Regions from separate parts of the Mus musculus genome. Here region 2 is linked to region 1. A link is a loop called in an ENCODE intact Hi-C map of the cell type or tissue named here. Cell type or tissue: left cerebral cortex. All regions are shown on one strand. Each heading gives the region's core, and the rest is flanking DNA. Links, peaks and the distances in the headings are about the cores only. Region 1 overlaps 4933406B17Rik (a long non-coding RNA gene). Region 2 has its middle 13 kb from the start of Prss54.

Region 1 (15,885 bases), core at 3,927-11,926:
TAATTTGAGAGTCTCTCACTGAATTTGGAGCTCACCAATTTAGTAGGTTTGCTGGCTAGCAAGCTGCAGGATCCTCCTAGCCCTGCCTCTCCAGGACTTGGCTTATAAGTGAGCCACTACCCCCTGGATTTTATCTATCTATCTATCTATCTATCTATCTATCTATCTATCTATCTATCTATCTATCCTCTATTTATCTATCCAGTATGTTTGTGTGTGTGTGTGAAGTATACACCTGTTAATGTGTATATATGCACATGTATATGAAGGTGCAGGTACTTAAGGGTGCACGTGGAAGTAAGAGGTCAAGGTTGAGTGTCTTTACTGAATTGTTCTCCATTGTTATTTTAGGGGGGCTCTCCTGAACCTGACATTCATCTCTTGGGCCAGGCTGGCTGGCTGATCAATGAGCTCCAGGAACCTGCCTGCCTCCACTCCCCCAGTGCTGCGGTTACAGGTATGTGCCATCATTCCTGACTTTTATGTGGGTTCTAGGAATCAAAATTCAGATTTTCACGTTTGTATAGCAAGCCCTTTGCTGCTTAAGCTAGCTCTCCAGCACTACATCCAAAACTTTTTGAGTATCATACAACTTTATATTTCGGGTGAGCAACTTTACCAAAAACACAGTACAGAATCACCCCCTAGGTTGTGTGCATACATAGGAGATGGAAGTGAGTTTCCTGTTTTGACTTAGGTCCCATCTCCCAAGATATTTCATTATGCATATGAGAATATCCCCAAATCTAACAAAATCTGAAGTATCTCTAGCCTTAAACATTGTAAATACAGGATTCTCAATGCTTTCTCAAAGGGACTTGCATTTTAACCGGGTCAGGATGAAGACACCTAACAGATGAACCTTCAATCTGGGGTTTCAGGTGAGGAAACATGAAGGAAGATTTGCAGTCTTTTCCCTGAAGTGGCTTCCAGTGTGCTTGGCTGAGCAGGGCATTTGCAGCCAAATAGGCTGAACTCTACAGGAATAATGCCCACTGAGCCTTGCAAAGGCACCAGCTTTCCCCTGCCAGTTAGTTGCTCTTTGAAGCATGTCTTAGTCCTGCTCAGGATTATCGTCAGCCTCCCACTCATCAAATCCATCATGGCATCCAGCCAGCTTTCTCTGCAGAAGCCAGTTCACATCTACCCTCTTGCTTAAAGTTGCCTATCCCGTTACAATGGGGCAACCCATAGCCTATGCCCCCACTTTAATCCTACATCACCTCTCTTCCACTCAAAGGCTCACTGTAGGTATCTTCTTCTTCTTTTTTTAAAATTTCATTTAATTTAATTTTTTGTTTTGTTTTTTCGAGACAGGGTTTCTCTGTGTAGCCCTGGTTGTCATGGAATTCACTTTGTAGACCAGGCTGGCCTCTAAACTCAGACATCTGCCTGCCTCTGCCTCCCAAGTGCTGGGATTAAAGGCATGCGCCACCACTGCTGATAAGGTACCCTCTTATCAGCAACAAGCCAGCCACAGCCTGTGGCTAGAACTCAGCAGGCTTGTGCACTCTGCCAAAAAGTTTACATCACTATTTAGTAGCCTCTATGGAAAGTTTAGTAGTTCCCTTCATTCTGGATGTAGGAAAAAAGAGGGGGCAGGGGAGGGAAGGAATGAATGGAAAAAAAATCAATCAATCAATCAACCAATCAATCAACCAAATCACAGTCATTTTAGCGGCACTTGTGACCTTGGCACGATCCTTGCTTGTCACATTGCAGATGGTGGAGCTGTGGAGTAAGGTTGTTCTCCTGCAAGGCCAGCTGCTCTAGTTGTTTTTTGTTTTCAGTGTAGGACAACCTTTAGGCTGCCATCGGACTACCTTTTACCTCTCCTGATAGACACTAGCTGCTGCACCCCCAAGATGAATAAATTAACACACACTACAGATCTCACTCTGTGGCTTTGCTTTAGGAAGTGTGCATGCTTTGGGATCCACACAACTGACTGGAACACCATCGCATGAAAGGCTACATAGTAGAGATGATCTCTACGGCCCAGGGGACCTGTCCTTTGGGCTGCTCCCAGAGCAATGGTAACACAAGATTCCAGGAATCCATCCTCAAATCTAGAAACTCAATCCAATGACACACACCTGCAGTGATGACCAGTCCCTTCACTGAGTAAGCAGAGGGCACATAGACAGCTATGGGTGGAAGATGAAACCATCGCAACCGCATAGACAACGGTGTCAACACTGGAACCAATGCCGGGCCAAGCAGGGACCTGGCCTAATTCTCCAGCCAAGTGGAAGCATTGTGCAAATCTGCAACCGCCTCTGCATCATGACTGTCTAATCCTAATTGTAATGTCATCTGCTCCAGTCAGGTCTTTTGCACACAGGGCTCACTGTCAGGGTCCCCTACAGCTTTAGTAGCCCAACTTTCTTCAGCCCTTTTGGTTGGCAACAGTTTCTCCATATCTGTCTGAAGGATGGAGACCTGTTGGAGAATATTCAGTGAGGTATCTGTCGGGCATTTCTTCATGACTTGGCTCAGGTATCCTGGGTGAAAACAACACAAAAATAAAAGTCAGACTCATCCCTTTCCACCTTACTGGGTCACTCAGTGTCCACTGTCCAATCCCCAGAGCTAGTGACTTAAATCAGGGTAGCACTGGGCTAGACTTCCCCACTACAATGTTACCTTTTTAATGAATACAACTTTTAGGAGGCATTTTTCAAACAAACAAACAAACAAAGAAACAAACTGTAGGAGGCTGGAGAGATGGCTCAGTGGTTAAGACAACTGACTGCAATTCCAGAGGTCCTGAGTTCAATTCCCAGCAACCACATCTTGGCTCACAACCATCTGTAATGGGATCTGATGCCCTCTTCTGGTGTGCCTGAAGACGGCTACAGTGTACTCATATAAATGAAACAAATAAATCTGTAAGGAAAGGAAGGAAGGGAGGGAGGGAGGGAGGGAGGGAGGGAGGGAGGAAGGAAGGAAAGAAAGAAGACTGTAATTTCCTTGGTCCTCAACAAACACTACACTTAAGAACTTATTTATTTATTTATTTATTTATTTATTTGGTTTTTATTCGAGACAGGGTTTCTCTGTGTAGCCCTGGCTGTCCTGGAACTCACTCTGTAGACCAGGCTGGCCTCGAACTCAGAAATCCGCCTGCCTCTGCCTCTCGAGTGCTGGGATTAAGGGCGTGTGCCACCACTGCCCGGCATGAACTCGTTTATTAAGTGAGTTATGGCAGAGTCCTATGGCATTGAGGTTAGAGGCACAGACGTTATCCCAACCCTTGAGAGGTTGTGATTTGAAGATAGAAGACCAAGGTCAGCCTGTACTACATATAGAGATTTTTGTCTCAACAAACAATTGTTATCATCAGTTTTTGGTTTTTTTTTAAAGCTAAATTGCTGTGTGCTTGCTTATATGATGTGTCCGTGTGTGTGCCTGTGAGTGCGTGCTCACGCCATGGTGCACATGTGGCGGTCAGAGGATAACGGTCTGACTCAGTCCTTTCATTCTTCTGTGGGTTCCAGGATGGAGCCCAGGTGATCAGGCAAGCGCATTTCCCCACCAAGCCGCATTGTTAACCCTCATGCATTAAAAAAAAAAAAAAAAAATTCCAGACAGTTTTTCTCTGAGTAGATCAGTCTAGCCTCATCTGCTTGTCTCTGCCTCCTGAGTGCTGGGATTAAAGGTATGTGCCACCACTGCCTGGCAATAAATTACTTTTATGTTCAAATTGTCTGTTATTTTGCTGGAGTGACCTCCTTCCAACTGGGTTCTGAGGATTTTTTATTTGTTTGTTTGCTTGTTTGTTTAGAGATAAAGTTCACAGGTAGCTCAGGTTGGCTTGAACGCCCAGCTTCCTGGGATTAAAGGCGTCCGTCACTATCCCCAGCAATAATTTAGTTAGAAAGGATGCTCCAGGCTCTTGATATATTTTTCCTGCCCCAGCTCTGCGGCCGACGACCACTTCAAGATGTCCTTATTCCTTTCTGTAGAGAACAGTTTTTAGAAGTCATGATATTGATGTGAAGTGTGTTCGGCCTCCCTCGTCCCGCCCCCATTACTGCACTTGTCTATATCGGAAGCTCTGAATGGAGTCTAAAGTGTCCATCTCAAGCTAAAACCACAGCACTTGTCCTAGAGTTGCCTCTTCTGGTCTTCATACCGCCTCCAACCGTGCTCAGTCTGGCAATGCAGAGCTCCTGCAGCTGGAGGAGAGGATGTTACAAAAAAAGTCCCTATGAGGCTATGAAGGAAGAGCATTCATTCACCGTGCAGGTTTTGGCACGAGAGTGTTTTGGCAGGACTCAGCTTCCTCTGCAGCGGCCTGGGCAGAAGTGCCTGCCATGTGGGAGGAACAGCAGGAATCACACAGCCCTGTAACAGGGAATGATGGAGGCAGACATTTATGGACCATTGTAAAGATTCTGATTTGTCAAATGACCATGATCGGAAGCTATCAGAACACGCTGAACAGAGGAGGGGGATGGCTCTCAAAGGCCTTGTTCTAACTGTGAACGTGAAAGCCAGGAGACCAGCCATAAAGGTAAATGAGGAGGTTGGTTCACAGGTATGAGAAAACGCAGGTCTGGGAGTCTGTTTGGGAGGCTGGTTAACTGGATGGGACCTGTGCTCTGAGAGGCAGGTTGGGGTATCCATGATATAAATACAACTGAAAACCTAGGGACAAATGTGGAGAACTTTTGGGGGTCCCTAGGCAGGAATCTGATATTGGCCAAGGACAAGGAAATGGGCTTCAGGCAGGAATCTAATTTTAGGCTAGAACAAGGAAACAACAACAACAACAACAACAAAATAACAAAAGAAGTAGACTTCAGGCAAGAATAGGACTTTGGGCTAGAGCGGTGAAGTAGGCTCAGACACCTTGGTCACCCTGATAAGCCCTTAGAAACAGTGATCACAGAGGTGATCGTGGGACTCTGTTTGTTGCCTTGCTTGTTCCTTGACTATCTGTGTTTGTTGTCTTGCTTGTTCTTTAACCTAGAACTGACCTTAATACTTGCATGAAATTAAAATGGTATAAAGGCTGTTTGGGAAAAAATAAACCTGCCTCAGTCTCAGAATTGACTGGGGTCATGCTGCAGCACTGTCTAATCGTCTCTTCCTTTTAAATCCTCGCTCCTGCACTGGAGAAGCTGTTGACTGTCTGAGAGGGCTTGGTCAGACAAGCACATGTGGTTGTGTGGTACTTGCTGATGTGTTAGAATAGCGTCTAAAGTCTGAACACAGAACACCAAGCCAAAGCAGTTTCTCGAGTTAAGAGGTTTATTGGGAGAGAGAGGGGGAAGGTGGTGGCAGAAAGAGAAAGGGGGAAGAGAGAGAGAGAGAGGAGAGAGAGAGAGAGAGAGAGAGAGAGGAGAGGCGTTCCATATATATGTGTGTGTGTGTGTGTGTGTGTATGTGTATATATATACACATACATATATATATATATACATATATATATATATATGTATGTGTATATATATACACACATATATATGGAAGCTGATGTGATCACAGGTAAAGGTGGGAGGTGAGCCCAATGGATTCTGGGAATATGGTGGCCGTTGTCTTGGCAACAGGCATGTAGGTTACGCTGTTACCTGTGATGTCACAGGTTTCGGAGGTCCTGATGCCAACACTTGCTGCCACTGTCTGTTTACTGGTGAACGATGTCAATTGTGCTTTGGGGCCACTGACCTGACCTGATCCTTTGCTGTGTCCTGGAATGTGGCTCCTAGGCAGTGCTATCAGATTTCTACTGGAGCTTTCTGGAATCCCTCCCTGCCCTTCTCAATGAGTCAAAACTCCCACTCATCTGATAAGCTAATAAATAACATGGTATTGACTTTTCTAAGATGCCTACGCTTCCCTGAAGGATTAACCTTTTTTTTTTTTTTCTTTTTAAGGCAGCAACTTATTTACTTGCTAGTGATGAAGGAGGACACTTTATTCTGGGTAGCTCTCAAATACCACTGCCCTACTTAAGGTTCTTATTGCTATGATGAAACGTCAGGACCAAAAGCAAGTGAAGAAGGAGAGCGTTAATTTGGCTTACACTTCTACACAGTAGTCTCTTACTGAAGGAAGTCGGGACAGGAACTCAAGTAGGGCTGGAGGCAGGAGCTGATACAGAGGCCATGGAGGGATGCTGCTTATTGACTTGTTCCACATAGTTTGCTCAGCCTGCTTTCTTATAGAACCCAAGGCCACCACCCACAATGGACTGGACCCTCCCTGATCCATCGCTAATTAAGAAAATGCCTGACAGGCCTGTCTACAGTCCGATCTTCTAGAGGCATTTTCTCAACTGAGGCTCCTTCTTCTCCAATTACTCTAGCTTGTGTCAAGTTGACATAAAGTTAGCTGAGCATGGTAGCCTGTATCTGGAAGTCCAGGACTTGTGAGGTAGGAGGTTGAGAAGTTCACAGCCAGGCTAGTCTGGGCAACAGAGATTCTATCTCAAAAAACAAAACCCCAAACACTGAAGGAAGAAAACAGACTCCTCTTCCAGCAGCCATCAGCAGCCAGCTCAGGGTTGGACTTCCTGGCTTCCTCTTCACTCTCTGCTGAGGTTTTGTGAGGGTCTTGTGCATGCGGCCACAGCTGCTGTCAATTCATATGCACAGCTACTCTGTTGTGTCCAGAAAACATTGTTTCACCACGACCTCCCACTGCTCTGGCTCCCACAGCCTATCAGCTCTCCCCTCCAGGCACCTGAAAGGCTACTAAAGCACTAAGAGATGCCACCACACGCATGCGCAGATTGCCATACGCTAAAGGGAGTCTATGATTTTTTTTTAAACTAGAGTCCTCATGAAGTTAGAGGAAATAGCAGTGATAGGGATAGGGGAGGAATTAGAATGGAGAGAATGGTGTGTGTGTGTGTGTGTGTGTGTGTGTGTGTGTGTGTGAATCTGTTCAAAATACACTCTCTGAATGTAGAAAATTTTCAATCGGAAATAAACTTAAAAAATAAAAAAAAAATGAAATATGGATTTCTAAATAGCCCCCACCCCCATAGTTCTCTCAACCAGAAAAACATGTCAGATTAATAGGCGTGATTTGACAGTTTTTAAAAATATAAAGAAACAAATAATTTGCATTAACAAATTCTCATCCCTGTCCCCAGTGAATAAAAGTTAAGTGGTCTCCAAGAATTTACATCAGCGTTTTTCCTAATAGCCTCCTAGGTGGAGGCAACCCATGTATTTACTGACTGACTAAGTACAATTCTGTATATCTGTCTGATGCAATATTACTTGGTAATAAAATAGTGAATTACTGATACAGGCTGCAGCATGAATGAGCCATGAAAAACATTAAGCCAAGTGAAAGAAACCCGTCACAAAAGCCCCACACATTGTATGACTTTATTTATAGAAATCTCTAGAATAGGCGAATCCGTAGAGACAGAATGTGGATTCCTGGTTGCTAAGGGGTGGGAGGAGATGACAGTGACTGTTAATCAGGATAGGGCTTCTTTTTAGGGTGACAGGAATGTACAACTGTGTGAATCTGTCAAAAGCCATGGAGTTATGTACTTTAAATGGCTCTATGGTATATGAATCATATTTCAATAAAATAGGATATATTTTTTTAATGCAAGGAAGGAAGGGGGTTCCTGGGAGGAAGGGAGGCAGCGGGTAGAGGAGGAAGAATTGGAGTAGAAGAGGGAGAAAGAGAGAGAGGAAGAAAAGAAAGAGGAAAAGGAGAGAGAAAGGTGAGCAGGCAGGAAGCCTGGTCCGAGCAGTGACTAAAGGAAACTCAATGTCTCAGGGGACTAGCCTCACCTTCCTGGAGTGTGGATGGAGAGAAGGAAGAGGAGGGAGAGGAGAAAGGACTACAGGAGCTTTTGCTGGTTTCCCTTAGGGAGAAATTATGCTGTACGATGTGGATTCAGAGGGGGGAGGGGGGAGGGAGAGAGGGAGGTAAAGAGGAAGAAGAGACTGGAGAGAGGGCTCAGGTGTTAAGATCACCAGATGCTCTTTGGGAGGATTTGGGTGAGGATTTGGATCCCAGCAGCCCTCCCATTGGGCAACTCACAATGGCCTGTGACTCCAGCTCCAGGGAATCTGGCGCCCTCTTCTGGCCTCAAGGATCATCTGCACTCACTTGGCATACATACACTCACACATACATGTATACAAATAAAAATAAATAAAATTTAAAAAAAAAAAAGAAGAACGTTTGAAAATCCCCCAAACTGAAGAAACAAAAGAGCAGCACGCGTCTTTTCAGTGGGTTCTGTAGCACTGTGCAACAGAGCAGATGGCGTGGTTTCCGGGTTTTGTTTTGTTTTTTGGTTTTTTTTTGTCTTTGTTTTGTTTTGGTTTTTTTTTTTTAGAAATGTACCTTCGTTGGACTTGAAGCAGACTCCTCCCTGGAGGCCAGAGTTGATGAAGTTATATGTTAACTGACAGAATTTCAGCAGTGAGACAAATAATTTCTGTCTGCTAAGAAAGGCTAACATCCTAGCAGGCATGTTGAGGCATGCGCATCTATAATGGGGAAAATGAGTCAGTAACATTGAGTGTGTGAGGCCAGCCTCGGCTACATTGTGAGACCTTGTCACACACATATATAAAAGATAGACCAAAGATTTTATTGTTCTGTGGCCATTGATCAATTTTGTTCTGAACAGGACAGACTGCTTTTAGCATGCCTTTTCTGATATGGGACATACAACTCTTTCCTGTAAGAGGAAAGATGGTCCTTTGTACCATCTAACATCTGCCTGCTAACAAACATATCTTGGGTGCACGCTCATTTTAATAAGAATTTAAAGGTTTTTAATACTCTCCAGATAATATTTTGACAAGGAACAAGAGTCGTTTTCTGTATGACAAAAAACAATATTGGGGCTGGAGAGGTGGCTCAGTGGTTAGCTTTGCTGCTCTTGAAGAGGACCTGGATTCCATTCCCAGCACCCATGTGGTGGCTCAAAACATCTGGAACTCCATTTCCAGGAGAGCCAACACTTTCTTCTGACTTTTACAGGCACCAGGCATGCACACGGTACACAGACACATATGCAGGCAAGTAATTCATACACATGAAAGAAAATAAATCTTTTTAAAAAAAAATTTTAACTGATACTGAGGCTGGAGATATGGCTTAGTGGTTAAGAGCACTGGCTGCTTTTCCAGAGGAGCCAGGCTTAATTCTAAGCAACCACACAGCAGCTCACAGCTGTCTGTAGCTCCAGCTCCAGGAAACCTGAGGCTCTCATACAGACACACAGGCAGGCAAAACAGTAATGCATATAAAATTTAAAAAAAATTATATATTAAAAACGTGGTACTGAAAGTAATGCTCTAGAATAGAAGATACCTGAACTTGTACCAGAAGGGTCTCCTTTTGCTTTGCATAAAAGAGACATTGCAAAGGATTCTGGGTACTTAAAGCCCGGGGAAATATTACATTACCATATGTAAAAGGAAGGTTAGAGGAGAGCAGCAGACAGAGACGTTTTTGCTCTTGTTTGCACATGCATGCATATGGGCACACATACTACATATTCTCTCACACACGACAACAACAACAGACACAAAGAAAGGGATTATGTTTAAGTTCTTATAAACATATACATAGGGAAAAAGAAGAATAACAGAGAAAGTATCCTTTTCTATTCTTGCCTATCTAACACTTTCAGTACTAGATTTGTGGTGTTTCTCTCCCCTCCCCACACACCAAGTATCCCACCAAGATTTGCTAACAAGCCACTAGCTGGGCAACTTACAATTTAGCTCAGTTTTAACATAGAGCTCTACCTGGAGACAGAGTCATATCCTACAGGTTGAGGGTCCGGCCCCCACTCTGGGTACCAGTCTCACGCACAGTCTGTAATCTGTGCTTCCGACCAACTGAGAACCTTAACTGAGGTTCCTCCAACCCCCCTGGGGCTCAATCACTTGGTTATTAGGAAAGAGATAAGAAAGATTACAGATAACAGAGTGTGGCATACAGAGCCAAAGGAAGAGGGGAGTGAGCCTCATACCCTACTGGCTGCCCTTCTGCAGGTCCTATGAGTTCACTTGTCCTAAAGCAACCAGAATGCATTCTGGGTGTTCATGGACATTTCCAAGGTAAGCATGACCAAGTCGCTGGCCATCAATGAGTGTCTCACCTTAACATTCATCTTCCCGTCTCTGCTTCTTATGACTTTAGAGACTCCAAGGGCTTCAGAAGCTACAAGCAGGGACAGAAACCAAATGTGTGTCCCGTGGTTTGAATGTCCTTACCAAAAAAAAAAAAAAAAAAATCAAAAAATCAAAATTTAATCTTCCAAATGTCACCCATGCCAAAGCCAAGAAAACCTGTGGGGGTGGTAAGATGGCTCAGCGGGTAAGAGCACTGACTGCTCTTCCAGAGGTTCTGAGTTCAAATCTCAGAAACCACATGGTGGCTCACAACTACCTATAATGAGATCTGACGCCCTCTTCTGGTGTGTCTGAAGACAGCTATAGTGTACTTATGTATAATAATAAATAAATATTTTTTAAAACCTGCTTTATAATAAAAGGTGCTACAAAGGAATAGGAAGAGTCCTGAGTGTCCACACCATGATTAGAATTATGGGAAAACCAATGAACCCCTTCCAACCCCCACCCCACCCACCTGCCCAGTATCCCCCCTCAAGCCCCGCTAGGGAGAGGCATAAGGAATGACAAAGGTGATTTTTGTTGCTGTTATCGTTCTCTTCTTTCTTCGGGACTATAATTCCTGTCCCTAACTTTGGAACATTACACAGCCATAATAATGAACGAGGAGGCTCTCTATATACTGACACTGGTGATGCCTTGAATATATATTGAGTGAGAAGAGCAAATTGCCAAGCCATGTGCACAGCATGATCCATGTTTATAGATGTAAAATTATACCAAGAGGTATGAACGCTTGCATATGTGCATAATGAGGCAAGGCCACAGCAATTATATTGGAGAGAAGTGGAAAGCGAGGCACTTCTTCTCAGTTAGAGTAAGAGGCTGAGAAAATCCTCTGTCTCATCTTAAAGATTAATCAAAACTCACAGTAAACAATCCTCAGAGGTTAAACCCATCAAAAGCCGGCAAAGGGAGCAGCAGAGAGGGGCTGCAGCAGGTGAGTTTTTGGAAGGGGAGAGCAGCTGAACGGACTGAGTTGGAATTGTCTCAGAGGTGCTGACCTCTGCCAGGTGCGTCCTCCGAGCCAGTACTCACAGGCCACATGGCTCCCAGGTCAGCTACAAATGTAGCCAAGTGTATTCCTCGTAGAGGATACCCTATTGCCATTTGCAAGGCTTAAACATGTCAGTGTATAATAGTCCTCATCTGAAGAGGGAGTAGCTAAGGCTCCTGCAGGGGCATAACTTCCATGGGTGGGAAAATCAACGTCGTTTGGCTTCCCTCCCACTGTACTGATGCCTGCGAGAAATGATTATTCTCGATGGACTAAGTTGGCAAAATCTTACCTGGAAAGTTTGCCCCTTAAAATGTGGATTTGCTGGGTTCTCTTGGCTTGCATACACTGATGTGGTTAACGTTCCCCCAAAGCAGGACGGCTCATGACCGACAGCCCCCAAATGCTAGGAACTGGGTCAGATGATGTATCGGAGTTGGAGTGGAACTGCTCTGTATCTATTTCATGTCCTACTGTACAATGTTACTGGGGCCTTCCTCCTGCTGAGAGATGGAGTCTATGTTCCTGTTCCTTCAATGGAGCATCGTTTGATTCATGACAACAGAAATCAGTAGAAATGCTAGTACCCTACTTCCCAGGCTGGTTCTCTTAACGCTGAAAGCTTAAGCTTCTGAGTCAGTAGTCAACATTCCCGAGACCACCAAACCTCAAAGAAACCTGTGTGGGAAAACACAGGGAGAAGCCAAGACTATACAGACACACACAGAGGGAGAGGTCTGGCCAGCTCTGTCATCTAGATGGCTGGAACTGCACAGGAGATCCCAAGCAGAGCCCCTAGCAGAGTCCTCTTCCAGGTCCTCCACCCACAGAAACAGATTGTAAAATGAATGCTGTCATTTTTTAGTATTTCTCACATCAGCTATCCTTGGAGTAACGTCCCAGGAGCCCTTTCAAATGTAGCATGGCCAACAACTACTCCTTTGGACCCTGGTGCAGGTTTGTTCTATAAACCAGGGAAACATGCAACCTAAAGACACAGGCCGGGGCCAAAAAAGAGGGTGATTCTAAAACCGGGGGTAATGTGCAAAAGTCCACGTGAGCCTCACCTTTCTGGCCACTTGACTTCAAGGATTCTGCTACGCAGGCACATGTCTCCCACAGCAGGAAACTGGACAGGCACCGATGGAGAAACTCAGGAAGTTAACGTATAGATGCTATGAACCAGGTTAGGCCTTCACATAACAGCAAGAGAGCGCCTTTCAGGGAAATGTTCGGAGCTGGAAAGATGGTTTAGTTGGCAAAGTCACCTGCTTCGAATCCTGATGACCCGAGTTCAATTCCCAGGATCCACACGGTGGAAGGATCCACTCACTTCACAGGTCTGGCCCACCTGTGAGCACTCCTCCAAATACTTAATAAATGTAAAAAAAAAATGTGATTTTGTTAAGGCCAAGGTTGTGGTGTAACTCAGTGGTAGAGCATTTGTAGCACACACTGGGCCCTGGGCCTGATCCTCAGCACCACAAAAAATAAAGGCAGGTAACCGCAGAGAACACTGGCTGAGGACTGGCTGGGCAGTGAGACTGGGATGGGAGAAAGCCAATAGGCTGGCGTGTTATTAAGGCAGTGCATAGTGAGAATGAATGGAGCTTGATCGTCCTGGGGGCCTGCAGGGCGGTGTGCAGAAAGAACATGCCTCAGAGGTGTTCCATCCAGGGGGCAAGGAGTCATCGACTGCTTCCAAGTGAGTGGGACATCGCTTCTGGCAGCTTTTCCAGCACTCAAAATGGGCACGAGACCTGGAAGAAGATAACTCTTGAAAGAGGAGCCATAGACATTTACAGCAAAGAGCTCTTCTACAAAGAACACTTCAAAAAGATAATTTGGAAATTGTTTTTATTTGTTTGTTTGTTTGTTTTCTGAGACAGGGTTTCTCTGTATAGCCCTGGCTGTCCTGGAACTCACTCTGTAGACCAGGCTGGCCTCGAACTCAGAGATCCACCTGCCTCTGCCTCCCAAGTGCTGAGATTAAAGGCATGCATCACCACTGCCTGGCTTGGAAATAATTAAAAAAAAATTTTTTTTTGAAATTAGGGATTCTAAACCAAACAAAAACTCGATCCATCAGATTGAAAGAGAAAATAAAAGTATTCTTATATCCCCGTGCACCCTTTGCACAGCTTTGATCCACCAAAAGAAAGCGAGCACTTCAAAAAAAAAATGACTCAGGAGGCAGGGTGCAGGGAATGTGACAGAGACATGCAGAGTGTGGTGGGACAGATGGACACACTGAGCAATGTGTGTGTGTGTGTGTGTGTGTGTGTGTGTGTGTGTGTGCGGGGGGGGGGGGGGGCGGGCGGGGTGGTGAGACCTCCAGGCGATTCTGGATGGATGTGGTTGGCAGTGTAGACAACCGCTTTCAGAGAGGTTTTACAGTTCTGTTGGAGAGGAAGGAAGAAAGAAAGGAAGGAAGGAAGGGAGGGAGGAGAAAAGAAATTAAAGAAGTGTGAAAAATTTCCCAGTGGGAAACTCGGAACAGGGAAAATAATGCATCCACTGTCCTTGGCCTGGTAGTAGTGGTTTTTATTCTTGGCTAAATATCAGAAGCACTTGGAAAACACCAAAAAGTCCCGAAGACTGCTCCTCACTCTCAGCCTGATGGAAGAGATTTGAGCACAACCTAGGCTTTGCAATTAGAGGTCCTCCGGTGATTCAGTGTGCAGTTAAAGTTGAGAGCCGTATCTTGGCAGGAAAAGTACTTCACTGATTACAATAAAAATGGACGAGGAATTTGTCATACAACTCTATGGGGAGAATGGAGGGAGGAGACGTGAGGCCCTGCATGGCAGTCAGTCACGCCTAGGGTCAAGGGATCAATGCATCTCAAGGAAGTATCTTATTCAGAAATAAAGATGGCAGATGCCAAGAGAGACAGATGCAAGAGTGACCTTTCCTTAGGGAATCAGAGCTCACAGATGGTGACTGGGTGCGTAGGCAGGAGATGAGGACATTACTGATTTTGTCTAGAAATAGTATTTGACTTGTTAGTACCACAAGTGTGCATGAATATGACCAAAAAAATGATCTTGATAAAGAACAAAAGAGACAACTAGGAGGCTGAAGAGATTGCTCAGCAGTTAAACTCTTAGGATGCTTATGCAGAGGACCTGGGTTCGATTCTCAACACCCCCAACCATCAGTTACTCCAGTCCAAGGGGGACTGAGACCCTCTTCTGGCCTCCTTGAGCACCTGACATGCATGTGGCACACAGACATGCATGCAGACAAAATACTCCAACACAGAAAAGAAATAAAATGTAAAAAAAGAAAAAATAATGGAAACAGAAAAGAAAAAGATAAATAGGTTGTGTTATATTTCTCTATGAGAATGCAGTACCTTAGACGGGGACCCTGACTTGTCTGATCTGACGTACATACATACGTACGTACGTATGTACGTGTGTGTGTGTGTGTGTGTGTGTGTGTGTGTGTGTGTGTGTGTAGCCCAGGGCCTTGTACATGTCAGGCAAAGTGCTCCACCACTGGCATACATTTCCAGTTCCTTTCAAGATACATTCCCAGTTCCTTTCTACATCTTGAAAAATTAAAAATTAATTGAAAAATGACTAGGCATAGATAAAATCTAGACGATTCCACACCAAGCCCTTAATAAGAGTTTCCTTTGAATGTAGGCTTGGCGAAGAGAGAAAGGCAAAGGTTTCTGTTTTGACTCTAGCCATCCCATAATAATCTGTTTTTCTTTACAGAGACCTCAGGGAGAGTTTTGACCAGGAAGGGGTCTGAGAGTTCAGACAGTTCTGGCCTGGCATGTTTCTTGCTTCTGACTTGGGAGGAGGGCAAAGGCGAGAGTTCTGGGTTGGCAGGGGCAAGGGCAGGCCCCATCTCCGTGGGATCTGGTAAAACCAGCTGCAAGTTGAATTCTGGAAAGGGCATGTTGACAGGGTGACTCACTGTTAGAGAGGGTGGCGATAGCTCTCTCCTCCCCTTCCAGCTTAGCCACTATGCAGTTGGAACATACACAGAAGTCCATCTCTACGGTCCTAAAGAAGGCATCTTTTCCAAACCCAGGGAAACAAGGGACCCTTTTGACTTAGGCCATGCATGCATGAGGGCTTCTTGGAGCCATCCAGAGCAAGTAGAGCCAGGTTCATTAATCTACTGCATATGAGGGGAGCTGGAGAAGAGTCATGGACTCCAGGCCTGTGTGCGTGGAAGTTGGAGGAGCCCATGGTTTTAATCACCAGTGAAGCTGATTACCTTCATGATCCAAGAGCTCCTGCCTCTGGGCATTATTTGTGTGACCCTCAGGGACCACTTGGGACGCTTACAGAAGTACATAAAAGTATCTTCAAAGTTGTAGACTATTTATTATTTATTTATTTTTGTTTTCAGATAGGGTCATAACTCTAGCTCAAGATGGCTTGGAGCTCACTCTATAGTCCATACTCATTTCAAGTCTATGGCCATCATACTGCACCTCCCAAAAGTGTTGGGATTACAAGTATGAACTACCACACCTGATTTTATCTGACAGACAAGCTAATGGCTGTATAAAGTGGGGGTTTCAGCACCACATGTATAAAGTGATGTGACTCCTGCAAGGTATGGTTGAGGAGTTTTGTTTTTGTTTTTTTTTTTTAATTGTAGATATAAAGGAGAGTACAGCTAGATGCACCTGGAAGGGTCCAGAGCAAGAAGAGAACGTAGTAGATTAAACATGGTCAGCAGAATGGACCAGGCCATTAGGAGGTGGGGAAGACCAAGAGA
Region 2 (15,885 bases), core at 3,525-11,524, 82 kb after region 1:
TTGCAAACAATCAGTTCTCCAGAGCCATGTTCATGGCAGACATCACTAATCTAACACTGCACCCTTCCCCTCAGAATAGACAGTCATTACCAATCAATCAGTCATTTCACAAGAAAAGGCTCATCTGTTGTCTTAGGTCACAAAAATAAAATCAAGGACTCAGTCGCCTTCAAAGAAAAGACAGACTTATTCCTCAGCCCCCGGCATTTAAAATGAAGATATATAGCCTTCTAGTTTAACTAACTTAAACTCTTAATTTCCAATCTAAACATTCAAGTTGTAAATAACTTGAAGAAACTGAAAAAATGTGGTCATGCTTTATGTATTCAGCAGACTAGATAACACACTGATACTTGAACAAGTACCAAGTTTGTGGTGGTTTGTCCTTTTGGCATTGGTATCAATTGTTTGACATTTTTTTTGCAGAGACATTTCAAGATTTTTTCTGGTTATGTACAGTCCCATTCCTCCTGTCTCTTTGGCCCTGCCAACCATCAGTCTACCCTGCATCCCTGTGCATTTCCCTGTGTTGAACTTTCATCTAAACTGGATTGTGTACTTGGCGGCCTTCTGTGTCTGGCATCTTGTATATAGCATAATGATTTCGTGGTTCTCCATGTTACTGTGTATATTGGTGCTCCATTCTTTTATAAGACTGGCCAGTATTACACATATGTCTACACATGTAATATTACTACCATCCATTCTTCTCTGTGAGAGTACTATTTCTACTTTGGGGCTATCGTGAATAATGTGACTGTCTTAGTCGGGGTTTCTATTCCTGCACAAACATCATGACCAAGAAACAAGTTGGGGAGGAAAGGGTTTATTCGGCTTACACTTCCATACTGCTGTTCATCACCAAGGAAGCCAGGACTGGAACTCAAGCAGGTCAGGAAGCAGGAGCTGATGCAGAGGCCATGGAGGGATGTTCTTTACTGGCTTGCCTCACCTGGCTTGCTCAGCCTGCTTTCTTATAGAACCAAGACTACCAGCCCTGAGATGGTCCCACCCACAAGGGGCCTTTCCCCCTTGATCACTAATTGAGAAAATGCCTTACAGTTGGATCTCATGGAGGCATTTCCTCAACTGAAGCTCCTTTCTCTGTGATAACTCCAGCTGTGTCAAGTTGACACAAAACTAGCCAGTACAATTGACCCCTTGTCAACTTGACACACAAAAACATCACTAGTAAGCCTCAACCCTTACAATCTTATTCATCCCCATTCTAAATAACTTTAAAAGTCCCACAGTCTTTACATATGCTTAAAATTTCAATCTCTTTAAAATATCCATCTCTTTTAAAATCCAAAGTCTTTTTACAATTAAAAGTCTCTTAACTGTGGGCTCCACTAAAACAGTTTCTTCCTTCAAGAGGGAAAATATCAGGGCACAGTCACAATCAAAAGCAAAAGTCAATCTCCAACTGTCCAATGTCTGGGATCCAACTCACGATCTTCTGGGCTCCTCCAAGGGCTTGGGTCACTTCTCCAGCCAGGCCCTTTGTAGCACACGAGTCATCCTCTAGGCTCCAGATGCCTGTACTCCACTGCTGCTGCTGCTCTTGGTGGTCATCTCATGGTACTGGCATCTCCAAAACACTGCATGACCCCTTCAGTCCTGGGCCATCAATTGCAACTGAGGCTGCACTTTCACCAATGGCCTTCCATGGCCTCTCACAGTGCCAAGCCTCAGCTGCTCTGCTCAACTCCTTCATGCCTTCAAAACCAGTACCACCTGGGTGACCCTTACACATTACCAAGTCCAGCCACAGCACAAGGTACAACTTTGGCTATATCTGGAACACAGCCACTGTGCTTTCAGAAAATACTTCCCAGAAGATGTCACCTCAATGATGCTGGTCTCTTCTTAATCACCGCTAATTTCTTAGCTCCAGCTAACCAGCATCAATAGTCCCAGTAATGCAAAGTTTTTGCTTTAGTAGTTCTGGTATCTTGTTAATCACAGCTGATTCTTCAGCCCCAGCTAACCAGAACTACAGAATCTTCACAATCAAAACAGGAATGGCCCTGAAAAGAGTCTTTAATTTTCCCTCTGAAATTTCACACACCAGAGCTCCAACTTCTGCAGTGTTCTCAACATTATCTTCCAAGCTCCTACACAACATCCGACAGAGGTCTTAACAATGGATGGATCTTCAAGCCCAAAGTTCCAAAGTCCTTCCACAGTCCTCCCCAAAACATGGTCAGGTTGTCACAGGAATACCCCACTCCACTGGTACCAATTTGTCTTAGTCGGGGTTTCTATTCCTGCACAAACATCATGACCAAGAAACAAGTTGGGGAGGAAAGGGTTTATTCGGCTTACACTTCCATACTGCTGTTCATCACCAAGGAAGCCAGGACTGGAACTCAAGCAGGTCAGGAAGCAGGAGCTGATGCAGAGGCCATGGAGGGATGTTCTTTACTGGCTTGCCTCACCTGGCTTGCTCAGCCTGCTTTCTTATAGAACCAAGACTACCAGCCCTGAGATGGTCCCACCCACAAGGGGCTTTTCCCCCTTGATCACTAATTGAGAAAATGCCTTACAGTTGGATCTCATGGAGGCATTTCCTCAACTGAAGCTCCTTTCTCTGTGATAACTCCAGCTGTGTCAAGTTGACACAAAACTAGCCAGTATAGTGACTATTCGTACTTACCTGCCTTAAGCTTGTTGGGCTTCTTGCCTGTCTGGAGTCACATTCTCATTACAAATGGGACTTTTCTGACCATTGTAACCATGACTATTTCTGCCCCTTTGTCTCTCTCTTTTCATTATTCGCATGTTGATGCATTTGGTGGTATCCTGGTTCGTTTATCTTTTGTTTCTCAGGCCTGATGATATCCTGAGGAAATTATACTTTTCCTCGCTATTCTAATCTGCAACTGAAATGCTTTATGGAATTTGAGGTGTGGGGGAAGAGTATTATGCCTTTCAGCTACAAAATTCCCATTTGGGTCCTCTTGTACGTTCTAGCTCTTTAGTTACTAATAGTGTCTTTCTGTTCATTCACTGTTTCCATAATTTTATTATTATCTTTATTTAGTTGTTTGAATATTCTGAAAATAGCTAATTGGCCAGGGAATGTGGCTCAGTGGTGGGGCCTAGGTTCATCCCTAGCACCGTGTAAGTCCTCTGCATGCAGACCATCCCTTCTTGGTCCTTTGTGTGACCCATGATTCTTTGTTGGATGTTGTAGCCAGACACAACAGAGCTGCCTTCCTGTGGACTGGGTGGTTTTCATTCTACTTATTCTTTTGGTTCCATTAAGGCCTTGGTTCCCAGAGTTCTGAAAAACTTAGCCTTAATGGTTTTCATTAGATTTTTCACTTGTTTTTATTGGAATGGCAGACTTTTAGAGTTCCTCACGCTGCCATTTTTACTAGTTTGTCTTATTCATTCATTTATTCCTATTGTGATAAATCTGCATAGAATCTCCCCACCCCATCACTTAAAACTTTTAAACAGCAGTTCAGTGGTGCTAATGTATTGGTGTATTGGTGTTGTGCAACATCACCACTGTTCTGCAGAGAATTCTTTTTCTGAAGCAGGAGATCTCCCTATGTAGCGGTCCCGGAGGCCCGGCCTGAAACTTATGTAGACCAGGCTGGCCTCAAACCTACGGTGATCTTCCTACCTCTTGTCTCTTATATGCTGAAATTACAGGTGTGCACCACCACGACTGGTTCCAGAGAGTTTTCATCTTTTTAAAGGGAAACATCCTCTATCAAACTGTAACGCCCATGACCTCTGTCAACAGACACCGTTCTATTTTCTGTTTTGAGGAATCTGGTTACTTGTGGCCCGGAATATAATTAGATCCACACTGTATCTGTCTCATTGCATCTGACACTTCATGTGCTATCTTTATTGTTTGTGTGTGTTGGGGCATGTGTCAGAGTTTCATTCCTTATGTGTGTGTAGGGAGTGGGGCGGCTGAGGATGACATCTGAAACCTTCCTCAATTGCTCTCCACTGAGGTAGAATCTCTCAGCCAAACCCAGAGAGCACCAATAAGGCTCGTAGCCATAGTCAGCTAGCACTGGTCATTACCTGCCTCTGTTCTGAGTCTTGGGATTATAAGTGGGTCATCACAGCCACCTGGGATTTTGTGGACTTTGGACCTTAAGTTTACACATTGCACACTCTATCCACTGAGCATCTCCCTAGATGCTTCATTCCTTTGTAAATACCACATTTTGTCTGCCCATCCATCCATCCATCCATCCATGGATGCACTTATGGGACTTTTCTATCCTTTGTCTATTGTGAGGAATGCTAGTTTGAACCCTGGTGTATAGCTCCCTCTCCAAATTCTGGATTTTAGTTCCGTACGTATGTACTCACAACAGATTTGCCAACTTGCTTTTAAGTCAGGGTCTCATAATTTCAAGGATGACATTAAGCTTGCTGTATAGCAGACGATGGAACTCCTGATCCTAACGGATTTTTTCCCACTGCCCAAGTGCTGCCCTTTACCATGTTTATGTATTGCTGGGGATTAAACCCAGAGCTTTGTGTGCACTAGGTAGGAACCCTACCAACTGAGCTACAACCCCTGCCCCTATTCTGGCACATCCACAGGCACACATTCCCTCTCTCTCTCTCTCTCTCTCTCTCTCTCTCTCTCTCTCTCTCTCTCTCTCTCTCTGTCTCTCTCTCTCATACACACACACACACACACACACACACACACACACACACACACATGCATAGGCACATGCACATGTATCTACACACACACCTGAATACATACACAGAGAGAAGATTAGCACCATTTCTATACAGTAACAACCAACTATGTGAGAAAGGAAATAAAGAAAACAATCTCATAACAGTAGCACAGAAATACTCAGGACTAAGTTTAATCAGAAGGGTAAACATTTATCAACTAAAAGCCATGAAACAGTAATGAAGGGAGATACTAATGACTGGGGAAATAGTCTCTGTTTGAGGTTGAAAGAATTAGTGTTAAAATATCTAGTTCTTAATCTACAGGTTATATGCAACCCCTAACTCTCAAAAATTGAAAGGCTAATAGTAATAATAATAATAATAATAATAACAATGCAACACATGTCTTTAATCCCAACCCTTTAGCTGGCAGAGGCCAATGAACTTCTATGTTTGAGGCTGGCCTTATCTATACAATGAGATCCTTTCTCAAAAAACAAACAACAAACAAAAAAATCTGTGCCATTTTTTTTCATAGTAAAAGAAGAAAAAAAATCCTAAATTAGGGGTGGGGGTGGGGCTGGAGAGATGGCTCAGTGGGTTAAGAGCACTGACTGCTCTTCCAGAGGTCCTGAGTTCAATTCCCAGCAACCACATGGTGGCTCACAACCAATGCCCTCCTTTGGTGTGTCTGAAGACAGCTACAGTGTACTTGTATACATAAAATAGTTATTTTAAAAAATCCTAAAATGGAGCCACAGGAAATCCTGAATCAAGCAAAAAAAAAAAAAAATTTGCCACCAAATAACAAAGCTAGAGGCCTGTCACTATTTTATTTCAAAGTGTCCTACAAAACTATACTAATCAAAACAGCATGGTACTGGAATAAAAATAGATATTTAGGCCAGTAGAATAGAATAGAGCCCATGTGTGTTTGTGGTCAGTTGATCAATTGTCAACCAAGTTGTCAAGAGAACACCAAGAGGAAACAGTCCCTTTAGTACACGCTGTGGGGGAAACTGGGTATCCACACACATAAGAATAGATCCTGTTCTCACGCAGTATTCAAAGGTATCTCAAAATGGATTAAAGCTTAACCATAAGGCCTGAAACTGTGGACTGAAGTTTGTAGAGGAAAACATGGGGGAGAGTTGATGTTTTAGGATTTTTTAGAACACGGCTCCAAAGCATAGAGACGAAAGCCAAAAACAGACCAACGAGCTGTGAGCTTTGTACAGTGTCAGCCTATGGAGAAGAAAGCAAACTAAACACATTACAAAGGAAATGACAGAATGAAGAATGGCCTTCAGAGCAGGAACATGTATTTGCAGATGTGCATCTGGGGAGGGGGTGACATCCAAGACACCCAAGGAGCTCAACTCAATCAATAGCCAGAGAAAAGTTATATCATTCAAAACACGTGGACTAAGTGCTAGGGCCATAGCGTGTGCCTGTTATTCCAGCAAGCACTCAGGAGGCTGAGGTAGGACAGCAAGCTTGAGTCAACCTGGACTACACTGAAAGACCCAGTGTTCAACAACAGATACTGCATTTTTAAAAAATCTGAAATGGTCAAAGGTAGATATTTCTCAAAAGGAGACATGCAAGTGGCTGGCAGGTATACAGAAACCACATTCAGCATTCCTGACCATCTGTTAGGACAGCCATTTTTTAAAAAAGACAGGAGACAAGCATTGGTGAGGGTGTAGAGACAAACCCCTGTGCAGAGATGGAAGGATTTAAATTGGTGTCGCTATTTTGGAAAACTATGTGGGTCCCTCAAGAAAGACTTAAAAATAGAACTCTGCCAAAGGAGTGAGATCTGAATATCAAAGAGATGAATGCATTCCCTTCTTCTTACAGTGTGATCCAAAATAGCTACTGTATGGAATTAACCTAAGTGCCCAGTTACAGATGAATGGGTAATGAAAAAACATGGTATTTATGCAGCCTGGAATATGACTGAGTCTTAAAGAAGGAAATCCTGCCATTTGTGACAGTGCTGATGAACTTGCATCGTCTCGTTATCTCAGGGAAATAAGCAGACACAGAAATACAGCTATTTTAGAACATGTATGTATGGAATCTGAAAAATCCACAGAAGCAAAGAACAGAACGGTGGGTGCCAGGGGCCTGGGGTGAAGGATGGAGAAATGCAGCATGGGGGAGCAAAGCATCACTTGGGCAGATGACTGAGTCCTGAGATCCATCGTGCGACATGGTGGCTGTCGGTAACAGCAATGAGTCCTGTGCTTAAAAGTTGCCAAGAGAACAGATCTGCAATGTTCGAGCGGGTGAAATAAAGCATGTGGAGCTACATACTAGCTTGATTGTGACAAGCCTTCTATAGTGTGTATATTTCACGTGGAGCTCGTTCAGTGGCTCAAGTGATTACCAGGCAAGCATAAATTCAGACCTTTAGTATCCGTGTAAAAGTTGGGCACAACAGTGTGTGTCTGTAAACTCAATCCTGAAGGACAGAGACAGGTGGAACAGACGACTGGCCAGCCTTAGACTAAGTGATCATCTCCAGGTTTGTAGCAGTACCAGAAGATACCCAGTGTTGAACTCTGGCCTCCATGCACAAGTGAGCACATATGCGTGTGCGCACACACACACACACACACACACACACACACACCATAGTGTGGTAGTTTGAGTGAGACTGGCCCCCTCAAACTCCTATTTGTTTCAGTGCTTGGCCCCCTAGTTAGTGGAACTGTTTGGGAAGGATTAGAAGGTGTGGCCATGTTGGAGGAAGTATGTCACTTGGGGTGGGCTTTGAGGTTTCAAAAGCCTACACTAGGCCCAGTCTCACTCTCTCTTTCTCTGCCTGAAATTTGTGGATCAGGTGTGAGTTCTCAGCTATTGTTCCTATTGCCATGTGTCCCACCATGCTAATAATAGTAGACTAACACTCTGAAACTGTAAGCAGGCCCCCAACGAAATGCTTTATTTTATAAGTTGCTTTGGTTATAGTGTCTACTCACACCAATAGAACAGTAACTAAGATACACCCTAAAAAAGAAACATGTATGTATATAGTATATGTGTATACACACACACAATATATATATATATATGAATATGCACACATACATAACATAAATTTTGTCACCTTTAAGCTGAGAGAGAAAGAAAAACAAGAGTTACAAAGGATGACTGTGTGAGAGAGAGAGAGACTCACAAATGAAGGTGAAGTCTTTATTATGGCCCCATTAGGAAATCCTTTCCCTTCTTACTGCTCTGACGTCATCAGTAATAGAATTCTGGTGATTTGCTACCTGTCAAATACTGTGTGGGTCTTCACATGGTCTCGCACCCACCTAACATTCTGTTGCTCTTCGGTTTATGATCTGTCTGCTCCTTCTCAGTGTTACCCACGAATTCCGTCCTGAAAGAGAGCCTCCATCCTCTCTCTTGCTGCATTTGTTACTTCTTGTCTCTGTGATGGAAGACCCGAAAGACATTTCTTGAGGGAGGAAGGATTCTGGTGTGTGGGTCAAGGATGTGGCACAATCCAACATGGCTGTGAAGTCGGAATGGCTCAGGCTGGACAGCGGGAGCTGATGGCTCTGGTTCTGACACCTGGTCAGTGAATAATCACAGAGCTTCCGAGGGAAGCAGGGCCTGGCTATACCCCACAGCTGCCTCTTGCATCCATCCACTGCCTCCGGAGAGGCCCAGCCTCCAAAAGGTCCATAATCTACCCAAACAGCACCACCAGCAGGGCGCGCGAGGTTCTGCAGAACGTTTCACATGTAAGCAAAAACACTTGTCCGTGGACATTTGAATTGTCACCAATTTAAAAAATATGAATCAGCAATTCTACAGCCAATATGGTCCCACAAGTCTCGGTGGGATTTCTATGTTCCATGTGATGGCAGTGTCTCTCTGGAGAGACACTATCCCAAGTCTGTATCGAGAGTCTGTCTTCCTAGGCGGAGTTCTTCCCAGACATAAACCAACTTGTGTTATACTTCTCAATGGTAACAACCAAAGCCCTGAAGGAAACAGAAAAATGCCTAACCGTGTTCTCCCGGGGCTGTGAGCTGTCCTACCTACCACCGCCTCGGCTTCCCCGGGTCTCTGGGACTGGCCATTGTTCAGTTCCACTTGGGACCTCCGTGTCCCCAGAGGAGGTTTAGAGTTCCCTTAAGTGAGAGGCTCATGGCATCTGTCCACCAGCTGGTGCTTTACAAAGGACAAAACTTGCTACCAGCCCCCCACCCCGCCCCCAAAGGATCCCTTTGCTAATTAAGAAGCTGGTTTTGAAGCTAAACCTTTCATATTAAAGAAGACAGCGTCGAAGACCATAGACCCTGTAGGAACCTTGCAGAATGTTACACAGAGAGAGAATCTGCAGCCACAGAACGGGATGCAGTTCAACACCTGGACCTCCGAGAAACCATCCATTGTGGAGACAAGCAAGCCAAAAAACAGGAAGTAGGAAGTAGAACTGATTTTTTCCCCCTAAACACATTATGAATAGATCACTTTAGAAAATGTCTGACGGGCTATACATAGCTGCACCTCCCATGGCAGCGAGTTAAGGATGTGGGGGTGGCGGGATGGAGAAAGGCCTCTTTTATTTTTGGTTTTATTCAATTTTGTACTTTTCCTTTAATAAGTTTGTGATATATATATATACATTTATGGGACACAAGCTGTCATCTGCCAGCCTCTCTGTAGTGTCCAAAGCAGCCCAGATAATTTTAATAATGTTCTAGTATAAAAACAAAACGGTAATGGATTTTAGTTTATGTTTCAGAAAATCCATGATGTTTTTAGCATCATGGCCAATAAGCATGTATGGGGGAAAACAAAAAAGAGTCGGACTGGAGAGATGGCTCAGCAGTTAAGATCTTGCAGAGGACCCGACTCCAGTCTCCAGCATCCTCATAGCAGACAGTTCACAACGCCAAGAACTCCAGCTCCAGAGGCATCTCACACCTCAGACTTTCACGGGCTTCTGTGCTCATATGCACACACCCACTTACCCACACACACCCCCACACACACACCTACATCTAAGAGAAGACAGAGGAGATATTTTAGGGAAGGATGCCACAGGTCCCTCCATGGGTCCCTTGTTGCTGAATAAAGCAGTGTAGAAGTCTGCATGAGGTGCACCTGTCAGACTAGCTTGCTGAGATGTGCCCTGATGAAGAAACTGGCATCTTAGGATGCCGACCTTATCTTACTGAGCCCAACTGGGATGACAGGAATTTAGGGGTGCCTACACCCCACCTGACAGTTGGAGAAAGGCAAGAGGGGTATTGGATTGCAGCTATTCTTAGCCGGGCACTGCAGCCCCCCACCCCTGACTCCATGTCTGCCATGCCCACCTCTGCCTCAAGACCCCAAGACTTTCTGCAGGTCTGGGCCCCACGCTATGCCCTGCCTTTGCTGTGCCCTGTCTCCTCCAGCCACCCTCCTCTCTGCTGCCAGGCATCTGCCCTGGGCGTCATGGTCTAGAACTTCCCAACCCACCCACAGGCACAAAGCAACCCAACAGGGTCACCAAGTCCCCTGACATCAGCAATTGCTAGCCCGGCCACTATCTGTCACCCCATCACTCCTCACTCATCCAACTTGCCACAGATCACCAAGTCAGAAATGCCCAACATGACCTCATCCCCATTGTCTTTCTTTTAACACATGTTAATTGAGTAGCTGCTACATGTTGGCCCAGGTCCGGATGAATGAATCAAATATGGCTTCCCACCTACAAGCTTCTAATAGGAAAGACAAATGGTGTGAGGATCACAGTTCAAGGCCACCCTGAACAACTTAGCAAGCCCCTGGAGAGTGGGGCTGAGGCAAGATGGCTTAGGGCTTCAGAGCACCTGCAGAGGACCTGGGTTCAGTTCCCAGTACCCCGGTGGCAGCTCACAATCATCTACGACTCCATTTTCAGGGCCTCTATGGCCTCCATGTGTACCACGCAGACATGCAGTACACTCATACATGCAGACAAAGCAGTCCTACATATCAAATAAAAAATATTTAAGAGATGGGGCAGTTGCCCTTGGAGATGACCTGGGTTCAGTTCCGGTCCTTACCAGATGACTCACAACTCTCACTCCAGTTCCACGAGACCTGGATACCCTCTTCTGACCTCTGAGGGCTCCGTACATATATAGTGCATGTAAACCTAAGCAGGCACATGGATGTATATGAAAACACTATTTGGGGGCTGGAGAGAAGACTCAATGATTAAGAATACTTGTGGTTCTTGCAGAGGACCTGGGTTTGGTTTTCGGTGTTCATATCAGGCCACTAACAACTGCAACTCCAACTCCAGAGGACCCACTGCTCTCTTCCGGCATCCGTGAGAACTGCATGAACGTGGTGCATAGACATGTAGCCAAAACACCCAGATACATAATAAATAATTTTAAAAGATCATGAAAAAAAACTGTTTTAAAGGTTTTTAAAAGTGTCGTGTTCACCCCACCACATCAAGGAAACTTCTCTTTGCAACAGATGGAACCTGCTAGATAAAACCACAACCAATCAAAATACAGAGTTGTGAGGCCCAGTCCCAGTGGGAACATGCAAGACTCTCCTGCACATGAGGCCCAGGGAACGTCGTCGAAGAAGGAACAGAAAGACTGTGAGAATCAACGGATGGGAGAGTTTTAGGGCTCAAGAAGCTCCATTTAAAGCTAAGCATCCATCTCGTTACCTACCAGCCATTTGTGTCTGACTCCAGTCCCTAGAAGATAAGTTCCCAGAAACCCTGACTCGGTGACCACACCCATCCAAAAATGTACAGTCATGATCATGTACGTGCCACGATATGACTAAATGCTTTTTAAAAGGCTTCTGTAACTTGCTCACCCAGAATCCAAAGAGTGTTTGAGTTCCTGTAATCAATTTAACTTGGCAGAATGTAACAGTCTTTGCTTGCTTGCATGGGTATTGAAGGTCTTCCCCTTTAAAAATACTTCCCCATTACCCGACATCCTCCCCCCACGGCAATCTCAAATTTGGCTCAGAGATGGTTCATCCTTCTAGCAGCTAATCAATAAATCTTTTAATTATAATTGCACTGAATCTATGGCCTTTTCCCAAGGGGTCACAAACTCCATAAAATTGCTGTGAGATTGTGTCTTCTAGCAACATCAGAAGCTATAGTCCTAAAGTCTCATCAATATGACTACCCAAATGAAAGCTGAGCAAGGACACCAAATGAACATATTAAACTCGGGAAAACTCACGAAGCCTCAACTCTACACAAAGACCTTTAGGCCACGGAGAAAGCTGGGACCGGGAGATGTGGCTTTCCCCAGGAAGAACACACCAATTGGGTGTCCAGTGCCAGGTGCTCAGCCCTGAAAACATACAAGAAACATTATATGGACTAAACATTATATTTAGGAATACATACATACACACATACATACAACAATTAGTGAAAAAAGAGGCCATGAATTTGGAGATGGGGGAGGGGTATATGGGAGGGTTTGGCAAAAGTAAAGAGAGAAATGTAATTATAATCGAAATTAAAGAAAGAGAGAAAGAAAGAAAGAAAGAAAGAAAGAGAGAGAGAGAGAGAGAGAGAAAGGAAGGAAGGAAGGAAGGAAGGAAGGAAGGAAGGAAGGAAGGAAGGAAGAAAGAAAAGAAAGGAAGGAAGAGGAAGAATATGAGAGAGAGAGGGAGGGAGAGAGAGAGAGAGAGAGAAGAAAGACTGAAGGGGGAAAAGTCACCAGCTCACCTACAAAGGCAAAAGCATCAGCATTCCTTCAAGCCAAGAAAGCACAAAATGGAATTTTTCCATTGCTGAAACTACTAACTGCCAGCCAAGACTGCTAGATCCCGCAAAGCTACCAGCAATCAGGACATTTCAAGACAAGCACTGCCGGAAGCCGCTCGCCTCCACCTCACCAGAACAGCAGAAGACATGTAATAAAAGCTACTGCAGAAAGCGGGAGACAGGATCAGGATGATGTGACCTACAAAGGTACTCGCATTTTAAATTAAACAAGTTTCATAATCGAGACCTTTTTCCAGCTGAGTCTGATAGTTCACACCTATGATTCCAGGACTTGGGAGGCTGAAGCAGGAGGATCAAGGTTAGCCTGGACACTGTCTCAAAAATAAAACTTGAAGCCACTTTCAAGAAGACAAGTAAAATAAGACATTGCTGTGTAGGGAGGTGAAGGGGTGTGGCCATTGCTGTGTAGGGAGGTGAAGGGGTGTGGCCATTGCTGTGTAGGGAGGTGAGGGGGTGTGGCCATTGCTGTGTAAGGAGGTGAGGGGGTGTGGCCATTGCTGTGTAAAGAGGTGAAGGGGTGTGGTCATTGCTGTGTAAAGAGGTGAAGGGGTATGGTCATTGATGTGTAAGGAGTGAAGGGGTATGGCCATTGCTGTGTAAGGTGGTGAAGGGGTGTGGCCACTGCTGTGTAAGGAGGTGAAGGGGTGTGGTCATTGCTGTGTAAGGAGGTGAAGGGGTGTGGTCATTGCTATGTAAGGAGGTGAAGGGGTGGCCATTGCTGTGTAAGGAGGTGAAGGGATGTGGCCATTGCTGTGTAAGGAGGTGAAGGGGTGTGGCCATTGCTGTGTAAGGTGGTGAAGGGGTGTGGCCATTGCTGTGTAAGGAGGTAAAGGGGTGTGGCAGGGTGCAGAGAAGATTTTTTTTTTATTTTAATCTTGTATGGTTTTGGAATCTACAATCTAGAGAGACCCAGCACACATCCCAGGGCAGTTCTAAAAAATAAGTTTTAATGATGATTGTCAAAACATGAGTTCATTAGACATGGTCCCTGGGGCCCTGCTTTGGCAGGAAAAGAGAATTAAGCTTCTGTTTTAAAAGGTCACTCTTAGCAGGGTGTGATGAAGCAAGCCTTTAATCCCAGTTCACCGGAGGTAGACAGGCGGATCCCTGAGTTCGAGGCCAGCTGGGTCTATAGAGCAGAGTTCCAGGACAACCAGGGCTACACAGAGAAACCTTGTCTTGGAAAAACAAAACAAGCAAAACAACAACAGCAGAAAGTCACTTTTAACCAGCCCTGGAAGCGAACGGCCGCGGTCACATCAGCCGAATCCTCTGTGTCTATGGCAACGGACATTCTGAGCCCTGATTAACCATAGATCCAGGACGACTGCATTAGTCTCCGCACAGCTACAAATACATGAGAACCAAGCAGCAAGCTACATGTTCTTTGAGGAAATCTGACCCTTTCCAGGGAACACAATCAGTCAGAGCTGCTGTTAAGCCTTTTTGCTAAGGGAGCTATCCCCACCCGCCTTCCATTCCCGTGTTGTTTGCAAATCAGAGCAAAGACAGTAAAGCGTAATAATGGCATTGAGTTTGGAATATTATTTTTAATTTATTACTTTACTTTTGTACACACCACACACACACACACACACCATGATGTGTCGGTCCTCTGGAGTTCTTCCACCCTGTTAGGCAGGGTCTCTCATGTTTCTGCTGCTGCTGCTGTTGCTGCTGCTGCTGCTGCTGCTGCTGCTGCTGCTGCTGCTGCTGCTGCGCTTGTGAGCAACACTTGCTCATGTGCATGCGCGCGCGCGCGTGCACGTGGGGGGACAGGGCGGGGGTATGGCGTATGCACGAGGAAGTTAGAGGACACCGTGCAGTTCTCTCCTACAAAGTGTGTCCCAGGCATGGAATTCAGCTCCTCACATTTAGGAGCAGGTGCTTTTAACAGTGAAGTCATCTCTCTGGCCCCACATTTGGCGGTTTACTTGGGCTCTGGGGATCCAATTCAGGTCATCAAGCTTCTTCAGCAAGCACTTTTACCCACTGAGCCATCTCCCAGTATACACACACACACACACACACACACACACACACACAATGTGTCCTTTTTTCAATTAGAAATTTTCTAAAATTCAGGCTAGGGTGGGGGGTGGCTCAGCTGGGGTAAAATGCTTGCCTTGCAAGATGAGGATTTTAGCTGGATCTTCATAACCCACATAAAAATGCTGGGCCTGGAGCCATGGGTGTGTGGACTGGGGCCCGCTACCCATTCAGTCTAGCCTAATGGGTGAGTTCCAGCCAATGAGCAGCTATCTCAAAGGAGTTGAGCTGTATTCCAGAGGATGACACCAGAGGTTGTCCTCCGGCCTCCATATGCACACATGCACACACACACACACACACACACACACACACACACACACACACACACACCACACACACACCTGTATCTACACACATGATACAAGCATTCATCTGTATGAATACACATGAAAAGAAAAAGGAAATTTCATGCGGATGGTGATGGCACATGCCTGTAGCCCCAGCACTCTGGAGGCAGAGGCAGAGGCAGACAGATCTGAATTTGAAGCCAACTTGATCTACAGAGTGGGTTTCAGGACAGCTACTGCTACATAGAGAAACCATGTTTTGAAAAAGAAAAAGAAAAAAAAAGAAAACGGAAAAGAAAGAAAGAAGAAAGGGAGAAAGAAGAAAAGAAAAAAGAAAATTACTGAAATCCAGACAAATGTCAAAAAAGAAGTACCTGCCATCCTAGCTAGGTTCTTTACTACTCATATATTCATTTATGTATACATGTATGTTATAACATTCTACTTAAGCATATAGTTTTATGTTCTTAGTCATCTGCTCTGAATTTTATTTCAGGTCATTATTTTTCAAAACTGTATCGTTTTACAGAGACAATCCACTAACAGTTATTTTACACTTTAATTGCATGTATTGCTAACCCGGGGCTTTGTGCCTGCTAAGCGCATGCTCATCGTCTGAGCTACGCCCCAACCCTCAGATCAGCCATTGCTTTCTCTCTCTGTTGTATGACTTGCCCTGGAGGGATGTGAGCAAATGCCTCTCCACCCCAGATAAGGCCCCCAAAACAGACCAAAGAGCAAATGTACACTCCGTAAGAGCAGTTCACTGAGCCAATGGAGTTTACTGAGCCTGCTTCCATCTCCACGGGTGCAGGGTACTTAAGGAACATGACTCATAGGATGACCAAGAAGACCCACCCCAGCATGGGTAATGGTCTCCAGGAAACTGCAGATGGTTTCTTCCCTCTGTGTAACAAGTCCCTCCCAAGACCACATAACAGCCGAGACAGAAATACCTATAGCTAGGGAACAGTAACAGGGTGTGGGGGAGGGGAACACAGGAGGGAGGGAGGGGCTGGAATCTCAAACATCTGAGGACTGACCCCTCCCACCACCTCCTAAGAGGGTCTATCAACAGGCCCTGTCTTG

What was found. Peaks named below come from ENCODE experiments on the same cell type or tissue, not always from the same donor. Only the 100,000 strongest peaks of a DNase experiment are listed, where the experiment ranks them.
Region 2: it touches region 1 in a loop (3-fold over the local background); 5 of 42 quality-filtered maps call a loop at or near these places.

The regions. Positions count from the first base shown.
Region 1 is chr8:95,498,400-95,514,284 of GRCm38, forward strand. 4933406B17Rik (a long non-coding RNA gene) reads left to right here. Exons shown (of 4, transcript XR_879118.2): 3 at 352-457; 4 at 3,969-5,010. Among named protein-coding and RNA genes, the nearest start is that of 4933406B17Rik, 9.9 kb to the left of the region's middle. In left cerebral cortex, for the core only: a CTCF peak has its summit at 8,065 (motif pointing left); DNase peaks (open chromatin) are centred at 4,231, 6,706, 7,410 and 8,002; H3K27ac peaks cover 613 bases.
Region 2 is chr8:95,581,111-95,596,995 of GRCm38, forward strand. It overlaps the pseudogene Gm31518. Among named protein-coding and RNA genes, the nearest start is that of Prss54, 13 kb to the left of the region's middle. In left cerebral cortex, for the core only: a CTCF peak has its summit at 8,420; DNase peaks (open chromatin) are centred at 5,882, 6,385, 6,894, 8,504 and 4 more places; H3K27ac peaks cover 3,433 bases.